2 separate regions of the Homo sapiens genome follow, and region 1 is linked to region 2. The links are chromatin contacts, found by Hi-C or POLR2A ChIA-PET in ENCODE. All regions are on one chromosome and are shown on one strand. The core of a region is the stretch at or near the end of the contact, and the rest is flanking DNA. Distances in the headings are between cores, read along the strand shown. Region 1 overlaps RERE (arginine-glutamic acid dipeptide repeats). Region 2 holds the start of PARK7 (Parkinsonism associated deglycase).

Region 1 (6,546 bases), core at 3,840-6,339, 740 kb after region 2:
TCACTGTCATTTTATTAAAAGGCACACAAGTCACTACTGCTGAATATACCACTGTTTCTACCCAGCTATTTTAAAATTATTGGTAGATAATGTGGTGAGCTACTGGTAAATACAGCTGTGAACACAGCAGCACACACCATCTGGAGGCTTTTGACTTAAGCGATTTTTCAAATGCACAGTATATTTACACTCTTTTGTTCCTTTGAAGCCCACCAGTCACATATAAATGGACCCTTTCTTAAAACTACAACTACAAAAGCTCATTCATCTTGTGGAAAACAAGATATGAGAAACAAATCTAATTGTTCAGCTTTAGAACAAGTGATTATTTCAAATCATTAACAGCATAAATACTTTACTTTTTCTATTTTTATTTTTTTTAATAGATAGAGACAGGGTCTCGCTATGTTGCCAAGGCTAGTCTTGAACTTCTGGACTCCAGAGATCGAGATCTTCCCAATAGGGCCTCTCAAAATGCTAGGATTACAGACGTGAGCCACTGCACCTGGCCCCAACACTTTACTTTTATAATGATCTCCCATACTTACCCATTATATTCTTATTATCTTAACAAGAAGCTTCTGATTAATACTCTAAAATTAAATGTTTTCTTCTTTTTTGTTTTTCAATGAGACAGGGTCTTGCCCTGTCACTCTGGCTGGAGTGCAGTGGTGCAATCATGGCTCACTAACCTGCTCAGAAATTATGTTTGTAAGTTTCACGAATCATCATGCTCATTTTTATTTGTTTTGTCCTCCTCCACTGGAAAATAAATGCTATGAGAACAGAGACTTCATCTTTTTTGTATCTTCAGCAACTAAAACAGTACCTAGTACATAATTAGTGCTCACTATGTTAACTATTCACTGTTTTCCCATGCTAAGCATGGTCCTAAAGCATTTCGTAAACCCTCTAGGTAGACTCATTATTTTCTGGTATGAGAAAACAGTCACAGAGGTTAAATAACTTACCCCAGGTATCACAGTGAGTAAGTGGTAAACTAAGAATAGAACTCAAACTCAGACAGCCTAACTATTTACCACTACGCTGTACTGAATAAATTAATGAATTACACCAGAGTTCAATGATAACATTAAAAATTGAGTAAAATTATGCTAATTTTCCTATTGACTAAGCATCAACATTATTCTGTTTTATTACAAATATTTAAGTATGTCAACTATTTCATGGATTAATTAGATTTTAGAGGGAAAGTCTAAGACCCCAATCATCATTAATATGTGGAATTGGATAACAACCTGGAAAAAGACTTACAAATGAACTTGTGATATAACCTGTTTGAATTGGATGTAGGATACCTACTTCCCTCCATTATTCCTTGGATTCAGCAGTCTGTTGCCAATCTGAATGTTTTAACTTCTTTTAATTAGAGAAAACATTTTCTATATAAGTTACAATGAAATTATCACGTTTTCTAGAAAATACTGCACTCTACTGCTTCATTCCAGGTTGTCTGAAGATGGACCAATTTCTCCAATGAATTAAAAAGTATCTTAGTCTAAGACAAGCTCTCTTTCTACCCAGCCACCCCCACGAGATCCCACTCCGCCCCAACAACCCTCAGCCCCCATCTTCTATCAGCAAACTGGGCCTCTGACACAAAGGTACCACATTTATAATATCAGCTTTAGTCATAAACAGATTTCAATCAAGTTTGTTTCTACGACTTTTGCTCCTTTTTAAAAATGCAATGGATAGCCCAGGCGCAGTGGCTCATGCCTGTAATACCAGCACTTTGGGAGGCCGAGGCGAGTGGATCACAAGGTCAGGAGTTCGAGACCAACCTCGCCAACATAGTGAAACCCCATCTCTACTAAAAATACAAAAATTAGCCAGGCGTGGTGGCACACGCTTGTAGTCCCAGCTACTCAGGAGGCTGAGGCTGGAGAATCACTTGAACCCGGGAGACGGAGGCTGCAGTGAGCCGAGACCATGCCATTGCACTCCAGCCTGGGTGACAGAGTGAGACTCCAACTCAAAAAAAATAAAAATAAAAATAAATGCAGTAGATAATAACAGCTCTGGACAGTAGTATCTACTCAACAGGAAAGCAGACAGTAAAGAGACCAGACCACTGAGAACCCATGTCAGTCACATTACAATCTATGTTACAGCCTGAAAAGCCTGAAAAGACTCAAATCTACTCATAAATACTTTCTAATAACTTGAAACAATAACACTATAAAATATCAAGTTGGCCACACATGCCCCTGAGCAGACACGTCTAAAAGCTTCTATGTGCCACCCAGCCCATGGCCAAACTGCTGTTGGTCAATGGGTTGCTCAAGTCCTTTTGTACAATGTAACGAGAGGTAAGAGACAAGGGGGAAACATTCTAGCCACCTTATCTCCAATGATGCCAACATTTATTTCTGCTTGAGTTTTACAAACTAATCCTAGACTAGTTAACAAAGAACCCATTTTTCATTGTTGATTTTTACACAAAATATTGGCTTCCTATGTCATTATAAAATGGATGGCTCCATCGGCTTCTCAGCCTACACAATAGCAAGCAAAACCCTTTGGCCTTGGAAAAGCATGGTAAATATAATACCTACTAATAAGTTACATGGTTTACCAATTTCCTCAAAATCAAAAATAAATCTCTCACAAGTCAACTATTAAATAAGTAAACAAAAGCTTGTCTTGTTCTATCACTTGCTTAAAAGCAAGCACGGTGGCATGGGAGAGGGATTAAGAAACACAACCAGTCAAGTCCATAAAACCTTCAGTGTAAGATAAAACTACCCTGTAGGAGCAGCCAATGCATTCTGACCTAACAGCTGTACACAGTTGCACTAGTTAAAATGAAAAGCTAGTCTGCATCACACACAGGCAATTCACTGAGCCTTACTGATACGTTGATGGGGTTTACCATCACAGTCTTCCCTCCCCTAACCTACAATGTAAAAAATGAATTGCCATATAGCTGAAGGCACCGGGATGGGGGTGAGGGGAATACACACACACACACACACACACACACACACACACACGCACACACTCCCTCCCTCCCTCTCTCAGGCATTTCAAAAATAATCACAACCATGTAGATTGTAACATATCCTATACGCTATAAAAACACACACACAAAGGAAGTGGTACAGCTACATTACGTCAGCTCTTGCCTCAATTCATAAATGCAAAAACCACAAAACAAGACAAAAATCTAAACGGCCTTTTTCTGGAAATCTTAGAGTGAATGAATGTGGGTTAAGTCTTTAAATATGTTATTGAACACTTCTCGCAGATGCATTGCTTTCATCAGCCACGGGGAGGGAAAAAGTGTAATCTTGGTCAATTCTATCATGCAACCAGATCAAATAACATTTCAAGTGCAGCCTGCCAAGCGCCAGCGCCTGCCGGAGTACAATGAGCGCTCAACTGCTCTGGACTGAAAAACCATCTTTCACTGGTCCCAGGGATCTTTATAAAATAGTTTAAACACTACTAAATTACAGAGTTAGAAAAAAAAAATACAAGCTCAACTCTGCTGCCCCCACACTATTGTGAAGCTGCTGTTAAGCATCTAAAAATCTGCCTTGTGTAATTTACTAGGCAATGTAAATATTCAGAAAGGCAACTGCCTCTCAGAGCCCAAGTCTAACACATGCATAAAAATGTAGAGTTGGTTGTGCTTCTGGAAATAATTGCCCACAGATCAACGTGCTTACATGGGATATTGTTCCCATCTGTAAGGTTTCAAATCATGTCTACTTTAAATTTGGAGTTTCCAGAAAGAGGAAAAAAAAAAAAAAGCCAGAACTCAAAACAGTAATTTTGGCACAGAATTGTGAGGACTTTGTTAAATCTGTTCTCAACTTTTACTCAGTGTCTCAATCTTAAAACACAGAGGCACAAAGGGAAAATGGAATTTCTCTGTAGACACCCGTGTTCATTCACAGACCATTTTTTAGATTTTCCGTGTGGCTGAGAGGCCTCCAGCCAAACAATGCCCACAGAGCGCGGGGCACATGTGCGCCAGGGACGCTTAAGGGCTGCAAGTAAAACAAAGTAACCTATTACAGGAGTTTCCTTCTCAGCAAACAAAAAGTGGTCAAGCAGGTCTCCCTACAGTTTCAGAAAACAAGAGTTGAGTAAACAAGAGAGGAGAAACAAGGAAGACAGCATCCCACACTAAAAAATTCTTTTAACAATTTAAACGTAAAACAATCGTCAAGAGTACCTCCGCATTTTAGCTACTCTGGCAAAATAACAGTAGTTCGGTCCAAGAAGAAAATTTCATTTGTCACTTAAGTAGCCTCAAATCAAGTCCATCAAATTCATTTTATTTTTAAACTTGTTTATTCCACAGTAAAGCAATGAAGTTTCTGATCAAAGAGCGACTTCTGCATTATACTCGGCTTCAAAAGCACTTTCCTTTCAGAAGAAAAAAATAAAAATATATACATATACATGTATTTTTAAATAGTGTTTTCTCTCCCCCCTCAAAAAAATGTTTTCTGTTCGATTTAATTAACTGAGATTTCAAGAGTTTGGGGCTACTTAAAAACTAGTGAGCCCAACAGAAATGCAATGGGACACGGCAAATACTGACTCCCCGTTCCTGGAAAGCCATCATCATTCTTAGGAACACCCGAGTTCCATCTTTCTAGGGTCGGCTGGAACACTCCGTGCACCCACCCCGAGCCCCCCGCCCGCACTTGTCCAACTTTCTGGCCCGAGATTCGCGTCCCCCTCGACGCACGAGGCCGCCGGCCACTTGCCTGCGGCCCGCTGGCGGCGAGAGCTGAGCCCGCGGGCCTGGTCCTCCTCCTCCGGCGCAGGGCCCCGCCAACTCCGGACCCGCGGAAAGGGGCGGCGCAGGCGGGCAGGTGGGGGCCCGGGGAGTGAAGTGCACTTGCTAAAACAAAAGGAGGCCTGAGCGGCCGCAGGGCACCGCGGCGCGGGCGCAGGTCCCGGCGGCTTGGCGGCTCCGGGAGGCGGTGGCCGCGCGGGGCCCCGCCCGCGGCTAGGGAGGCGGCCGCCCTGGCCCGAGCCTGCTGCCCACGGCCGCGGCACTCAGCTCGCACTCCTTCAGCCCGGGAGGCCGGGCCAGCACTGCCACATGCCGGTGACCCAGACGCCGGGAGAGAAAGAGCAGACTCCCCGCGACGGCGGCGGCCGGCAAAACCCGGGCTGGAGCCCAGCCCGCTCCGCGCGCACCCCTGCTGGCCGCCGCCGCGGGCGCGCGCACACACAATGCCAGCTGCAATTTTATCTCCTTCGTTGCTTGGCCAGCCTCCACCCGCTCCAATCCTCCCTCCCCTCCGACAGCCGGAACTGGGAGCCTGCGTGATTGATGGCAGCTCTTAATAGCGTGGTCAGCTAGAAAATGCATCTGCAAGCAAGATATTAAAGAGGCAGCGCATCCCTGTGAGTGATCAGCATTTCACACATCCTAGAGCTGCCTCTGCTTCTGCCAGGAATATTAATGCCAACCACCTCTGACGTCTAATAAATGCAGATGAAACAACCAACAATCACAGACAAGCTAAACATTTATTTCAAAGATGCACCGGGAGAAAGCAGCATTGTTTCGTGTCAAAGAACACTTCTGACCCCAGTTTTCCTTACACATTAAGAATTCTCTGCAAGCCATTTGTTTAAAAATCTCACCAATCCCTTTTCCACAAGTAAATAAAGATCCATCTGTTAGACAAGACATAGCTTAAATTGTGCATGATTGAAATTCATCTAATAAGGAAGCAAAATAAGTGCACATTCCTTACCATGTGGCTTTAAATAAACATATAACCTACCAGCTACCAGATTCCAAACTCCCTCATTAATTCAATTTTTATGTGAATCTTAACAGATTACCAACTGTTAATTTCAAACTAATTTCTTACCCACCCACAATTAATTCTGGTAAAAAATATATATATCAACTTGCTAAATTTTATTAAAATTAAAGTACATTTAAAGCATGTATTCTCTAGTGGTGATAGCCAAGATCATTTTGTCCTCCCAAAGACATTGTATAGGAATTTTTTAAATGTATTCCTATAAAATACAAATTCTAACTATTAAGTTCACTCAGTGTCAACCCAAATTAGAAAGGTACAAGCTGAAAATTTAAATGATTACTTCTGGTATCTTCACTATTACACCTTTCCCCTTCCAGGCAAGTTTCATGGAACTCTCAAATAGCTTCATAAATGTTAATTAGACTTTCCAAGGCCCTATAAAGTGGCTGCATTATCAGGTACTCTCTTTCCAATAAACAGAGAAATTTAGACAGATTAAAGTGATTTGCCTATAGTCTCTCAACAAGATGGGGGTGGGGCCAGGCTGAATAGAACCCAGGGGTCCTGCTTTGTTGCCACAGACAGCCAAACAGACATGCACATGCATGTTTGCTATTTAAAGATAACTCTGCTGGTCTCTCTTTAAAGACAAATCAAGTTATTCTACAGGACATAGAAATATCTGTCTCAAACTCCTAACACAGCACATGTACTGAGAGCAAGAGCTGATGAGGCATAATGTCTTTGCCCCCCTGAAAGGTGGCTGTGATCAATA
Region 2 (6,488 bases), core at 2,032-4,531:
GCCCACCTTGGCCTCCCAAAGTGCTGGGATTACAGGCACGCACCACCGCGCCTGGCCAGAAACGCGATTTTAATATCTAAATTGAAACCTTAAAAACACTGATGTATTTAGGCCAGGTGCTGTGGCTCACACCTGTAATCCCAGCACTGTGGGAGGCCGAGGTGGGCAGATCACTTGAGGTCAGGAGTTTGAGACTAGCCTGGCCAACATGGTGAAAGCTCATCTCTACTAAAAATACAAAAATTAGCCAGGCATGATGGCAGGTGCCTGCAATCCCAGCTACTCTAGAGGCTGAGGTGGGAGAATTGCTTGAACCTGGGAGGCGGAGGTTGCAATGAGCTGAGATTGCACCATTGCACTCCAGCCTGGGCAACAGAGCGAGACTCTGTCTCAAAAAAAAAAAAAAAAGAAAAGAAAAGAAATTACTAGAAGAAAACACTGGGGGGGGGGGGGCCAGGCACGGTGGCTCACACCTGTAATCCCAGCACTTTGGGAGGCTGAGGCAAGTGGATCACCTGAGGTTAGGAGTTCGAGACCAGCCTGGGAAACATGGTGAATCCCTGTCTGGACTAAAATACAAAAATTAGACAGGCATGATGGAGGGTGCCTGTAATCCCAGATACTCGGGAGGCTGAGACAGAGAATCGCTTGAACCCAGGAGACAGTGGTTGCAGTGAGCCAAGATTGCGCCACTGCACTCCAGCCTAGGCGGCTGAGCGAGACTCCATCTCAAAAAAAAAAAAAAAAGAAAAGAAAAGAAAGAAAACACTGGGGAAATGTTCCAGGGTATTGATCTGGGCAAAGACCTCAAAGCACAGACAACAAAAGCAAAAACAGACAAATGGAATTACATCAAACTAAAAAGTATATGCACAGCAAAGGAAACAACAAAGCAAAGAGACAACACACAGAATGGGAGAAAATATTTGCAAACTATCCATTTGATGAGGGACTAATGACTAGAATATATTAGGAGCTCAATAGCAAGAAAACAATCAGATTTAAAAGTGGGCAAAAGATCTGAATAGACATTTCTGAAGAGATACAAATGGCCAAGAGATATGAAAAAGGGCTCAATGTCACTAATCAGAGAAATGCAAATAAAGACAGTAAGATATCATCTCATCCCAGTTAAAATGGCCTTTATCAAAAAGGGAATAACATGCTGAGATGGATGTGAAGAAGGAACCTCATACACTGTTGGCGAGCATCTCAATTAGTGCAGCCACTATGGAAAACAATATGGAATCCTCAGAAGATTAACTTCTGAGAAATCATAAGTTCTGGAATCATAACTACCATATGATCCAGCAATCCCACTACCGGTATATACCAAAAAGAAAGGAAGGGCCAGGCACGGTAGCTCACGCCTATAATCCCAGCACTTTGGGAGGCCGAGGCAGGCAGATCACTTGGGGTCAGGAGTTCAAGACCAGCCTGGCCAACATAGTAAAACCCTGTCTCTACTAAAAATACAAAAATTAGCCAGGCATGGTGGCACACACCTGTAGTCTCAGCTACTCGAAAGACTGAGGCACGAGAATTGTTTCAACACAGAGGCAGAGGTTGCAGTGAGCCAAGATGGTGCCACTGCACTTCAGGCTAGGCGACAGAGCAAGATGGAGTCTCAAAAAAAAAAAAAAAGAAAGAAAATCAATATATCAAAGAGATATTTGCACTCCTATGCTTATTGTAGCACTGTTCACAACAGTCAAAATATGGAATCAACCAAAATGTTCATCAATGGATGACTGGATAAATAAAATGTAAATATACACAATGAATACTATTCAGCCATAAAAAATAATAAAATCCTATTTGCAACAACATTGATGGAACTGGAGGTCATTATGTTAAGTGAAACAAGCCAGGCAAAGAAAGACAAGCATCACATGATTTCACTCATAAATGGGAAGTTGAAAAGTGGATATCATGAAGATAAGTTGGTGGTTACCAGAGGCCAGGAAGGGTAGCCAGGAGAAGGGGATGAACAGGGTGATTAATAGGTACAAAAATTGGTAGAAGTGCTGGGCAAGGTGTCAAGAGCCCCAGCATCAGAAAGTGGTCGACTTGCTGGTTGGTAAGAAGAATTTATCGACAACAATATAGGTTTGAAAAAGGAAAGTTTTATTAGAACGCTGCAGAAGAGTGCAGCCTCAGCAAGAGAGAACTGAGCATGCCGCGGTGGATTTTTCATGTCCCTTTTCGAATGTCTCATTTTTTGCAAATTCAATCCAAGTTGCGTTCATTTAGCCAGGATCCTTCTAAGCTCATTCAAGAATTTTGGGCTTTAACTATTTCCTTTGATTTAACCTGGTACCAGGTGCCAACTTTAGATAATAGGGATATCTAATTACTTCTAAATTCCTCAGATAAGGGGCCTGCTTGATGGTCACCAGGTGATCTGTGCTCTCCTTAAGAGGGAATAAGACCTAGCGTTGGCAGAGTTCTGTAGGGTGACTATAGTTAACAGTAATCTGTTGTATATTTTAAAATGTTATTATTGAAGAGAGTAACTGGAATGTTCCCAGTATAAAGACAAATGTTTAAGGTGATAGAGATCTCATTTACCCTGATTTAATCATTACACATTATATGAAAGTATCAAAATACCACATGTACCCAGAAAACACATACGTCTCTTACATATCAATAAATACAACTTGAGATTATGATGTAAATACATCTGACCAACTTGGTACTTATTAGACTTATGTGCGCAGCACTGCTCTAGTCCTGTGGGTGCAGCAGCATCAGGATCGTTAAAGAAAACAAACAATGCTGAGAAAAAAACTCACACCCCTGAGACATCCGGGTGTGAATAAATGCGGCAGAGTCGCCCGAGATCGGGAGACCAGGCGTGGGGGAGAGGTCCGGGAGGCCTGGACCAGAGTCCTAACAGACCAGAGGCGAAACGGGAAGGCGCGCCAGAAAAGGAACAACGCAAAGGGAGCAGGCGTGCACGGAGCGCGAACTAAGGAACCCCTCTGACAACCCCAGTCCCTCGGCAGTTCCAGAGACCGGCTCCTCACGGAGGGTGGCGGTAGAGACTGTTAAGCCCCGCGGGCGCCGGGGCAGGCCGGACTGTGCCATTCGTGGGGGGTACCATGTGGGACCGAGCCGCCTCACCCAGGGCTGTCCAGCTAGAAACTCCCCGGTGCCACCCCCGCCTCAGTCCGAGGTAGACTCGGCCGGACGTGACGCAGCGTGAGGCCAAGGCGGCGTGAGTCTGCGCAGTGTGGGGCTGAGGGAGGCCGGACGGCGCGCGTGCGTGCTGGCGTGCGTTCATTTTCAGCCTGGTGTGGGGTGAGTGGTACCCAACGGGCCGGGGCGCCGCGTCCGCAGGAAGAGGCGCGGGGTGCAGGTCAGCGCCAGCGGGGGCGCGGCGCATGTGTGGGCCGTGGCGCTGGGCGGCGTGGGGGTGCTGGACGGTGTCCCTGTGCTGGACGGTGTCCCGCTGGCTCAGAACCGGCGCGGGGCCTGGGTCGGGGCCGCCCTCGCTTCCGGCCTCCCAGTCGGGCCCTGTCGCTGGCGTTGGATTTGACTGACCGCCAGCGTGGTGGCAACGCTGAAGCGTCCAGAATCTTCTGCCTAACCTCTCGCCGGCATGGAACTGGCTAGCCGTTTTATTAAACTCTGTTTTGCGTGGACGGTAAACCCTCCAGATAATCTGTAAATAGGCTAAAAAAAATTCGGAACCTCGTTGAGCTGCTGTCGTTGGCAGTGAGAACTCCGCGCAGAGAGACAGATGTAGTTGGGTTGACTTCAGTGAGGGGATTTCCATCTTTCTCAGTCATTAAAAAAAGTGTTCAGACATTTAACACTGTTGACCCCCACACACAATTTTTTAGTACAGTTATAACTAAGAAAACAAAAATCCCCTCCAAAAAATTACAAGTTAATTGCGAAAGACCACATTTAAATTTTTGCCCATGAAATTCAGTTTAGTCGTTTCTCTGAAACAGTGCTTCAAAAAAGACTGTTTCCCCGCATTGTGTGAAATGCAGGAGACCCACGTACTTGTATTTTTAAAAAACCCATTTGCAACATACTATTAAAGTTGGATTTAAGAGAACATGGTAGAAGAAAATCTAAGCAATACTACACCTTTTAGCACCCTCATTATGTTTTCATCTCAGAGCAATTAAAACTGCTATACAAATCAACGTTAAGATAACTAAACTGCTGCTTTTTTCGTATTCAGTTGTCTATGAAAACCGTTTCCCTAGGAAGTACTTACTCTGCTTGAAAATGCTCCTAAACTTTAAATTTTGGGGTATCTCAGGGTTGCAATGAAAGTTTTTTGAAATCTTTTTTTTTTTTTTTTTTTAAGGCTTGTAAACATATAACATAAAAATGGCTTCCAAAAGAGCTCTGGTCATCCTGGCTAAAGGAGCAGAGGAAATGGAGACGGTCATCCCTGTAGATGTCATGAGGCGAGCTGGGGTAAGTCCCACATCGATTTTTAGCCATTCCTGTTTTAAATGTTTTTGGATTTTTAAATCATTTTGAATAAAATATTCAAAGTGCTCTATGAAATATTTCAAATATACACAAAATTTCAGAGATGACATAAGAATAAATACCTGTTGATCCACTGCTCACATTTAACGCTTGTTAATGTCTTGCCATATTTCCTTCAGACCCATTTCTCTTTTGTTTTGAGCTCTGTCGTCCAGGCTGGAGTGCGATGGCAGGATCTTGGCTCATTTCGGTCTCTGCCTCCTGGGCCCAAACCATCTTCCCACCTCAGCCTCCCAAATAGCTGAGACTACAGATGCGTGCCACCACACCTGGCTAATTTTTGTATGTTTTGTAGAGACAGGGTTTTGCCATGTTGCCCAGGCTGCTCTCCAACTCCTGAGCTCAAGTTGTCCACCCGCCTCAGGCCTCCCAAAGTGTTAGGACTACAGGCGTGAGCCACTGCACTGTCCTTAGACCCATTTCTTTTTTCTTCTTTTTTTTTTTTTTTGAGATGGTGTCTCTCTGTGTCGCTCAGCCTGGAACGCAGTGGTGTGATCTCTGCTCGCTGCAACCTCTGCCTCCCGGGTTCAAGAGATTCTCCTGCCTCACCCTCAGCTGGGATTACAGGTGTCCGCCACCACGCCCGGCTAATTGTATTTTTAGTACAGATGGGGTTTCACCATGTTGGCCAGGTTGGTCTCGAACTCCTGGCTTCAAGTGACCCGCCCGCCTTAGCCTTTTACAGTGCTGGGATTACAGGCAGGAGCCACCATGCCCGGCCCCTCAGACTCGTTTCTTAAAGAGCAGATGCTTCAAAGAAATACATTTGAAGCCCCCTTTGTAAATTTCTCCAATCCTATGCCCCTTCTTCCTTCCTTAAAGATAAGTGCTATCCTCGCACTCTTGTGTATCCATGCATGTGTGTCTTTTTTTTTTTTTTTAAGACAGAGTCTTGCTCTGTCACCCAGGCTGGAGTGCAGTGGTGTGACCTCAGCTCACTGCAACTTCTGCCTCCTGGGTTCAAGCAGTTCTCTGCCTCAGCCTCCCAAGTAGCTGGGATTACAGGTGCGCACCACCATGCCTGGCTAATTTTTTGTATTTTTAGTAGATGGGGTTTCACCATCTTGGCCAGGCTGGTCTTGAACTCTTGACCTCGTGATCCACCCACCTCGGCCTCCCAAAGTGCTGTGATTACAGATGTGAGCTACTGCACCCGCCCCCACGCATGTCTTTAAGGTAGCATTTGACCGTGGTTCTCATTTTGCGTGTTTATATATTATCTCTCTCTATCTAAAAATAGTGAACAGTGAAGTGAAGTAGAACTAACTCTGTGCCAGGCAGCATTCTAAGTGCCGATAAACCTTACAACAATGTCGTGAGTTAGATATCACCATCCTCATTTTACAGTTGAAGAAACTGAGGCACAGAGACATAAATAATGTACCCACATCACGTAGTAAGTACAAAAGCCAGAACTCAGACCCAGGCAGCCTGGCCCCAGAGTCTGTTAACCCTATACTCCTCTGGTTCTCAGAAATGAAGATACATGTCGATTAAGTTTATCCACTTAAAATTGCTGCTTGGTGTTGCACTGAATGCCACAATCTACCCATTCCTCTAATTACAGCATTACAATTCTGTAATACGTATTCTTGTGTAGGTTTCTTTGTGCAAATGTGAGGAAATTTTTCCAGGTTATATATCTAAAAGTAGAATGACTAGGCCGAAGGATAGCCTGTAGTCAGCATGACTAGGTTTTGCCAAGTTGCTCTCCAGTGTCCCAGTTTGTAGTCCCACCAGCAGTGTAGGAAAATTCCCACTTTCCCAGTGCCAGCTCTTGGTATTGTTGACTTTAAAAATTTTTGAAAGATAAAGCAGTATTTCGTTGTTTGGACTTGCATTTCTATTTTACAAAAATACCATGAGGTTTAAATGGCAACAGTAAACTTGCAAGATGAGTTATTAATAGGATGATCATATAACTGGTCACCCAAACCAGAACATTTGTGGGAGAAAGGGTGTTC

The links. Hi-C counts contacts between places; a loop is a spot of excess contacts on that map. ChIA-PET counts read pairs that join two places held with the same protein, here RNA polymerase II (POLR2A). Pooled maps may share reads with other maps.
Region 1: a loop to region 2 is called in a pooled map, with 17 times the contacts of the local background. The contact joins the enhancer-like site here to the promoter of PARK7 in region 2. A Hi-C loop is called at or near these places in 1 of 168 maps with a recorded cell type or tissue (HCT116) and 13 of 50 pooled maps. POLR2A ChIA-PET finds 5 or more read pairs at or near these places in 2 of 52 experiments (PC-9 and activated naive CD4-positive, alpha-beta T cell).

The regions. Positions count from the first base shown.
Region 1 is chr1:8,698,307-8,704,852 of GRCh38, forward strand. All of the region lies in intron 1 of RERE (arginine-glutamic acid dipeptide repeats), which reads right to left. Among named protein-coding and RNA genes, the nearest start is that of RERE, 120 kb to the right of the region's middle. RefSeq lists silencers at 2,913-3,012, 4,728-5,347. Within about 2 kb of position 5,090, at least 32 of the 41 ENCODE cell types and tissues checked have a DNase peak (open chromatin) inside an H3K27ac peak, as active enhancers do; they include HCT116 and PC-9, where a contact is called at or near this core.
Region 2 is chr1:7,958,430-7,964,917 of GRCh38, forward strand. It overlaps PARK7 (Parkinsonism associated deglycase), which reads left to right and starts at 3,282. Exons shown (of 7, transcript NM_007262.5): 1 at 3,282-3,364; 2 at 4,334-4,446. The coding sequence starts at 4,357. RefSeq lists enhancers at 2,350-3,133, 2,833-2,932, 3,134-3,917, 3,313-3,362, 3,563-3,612 and 1 more and a silencer at 3,083-3,182.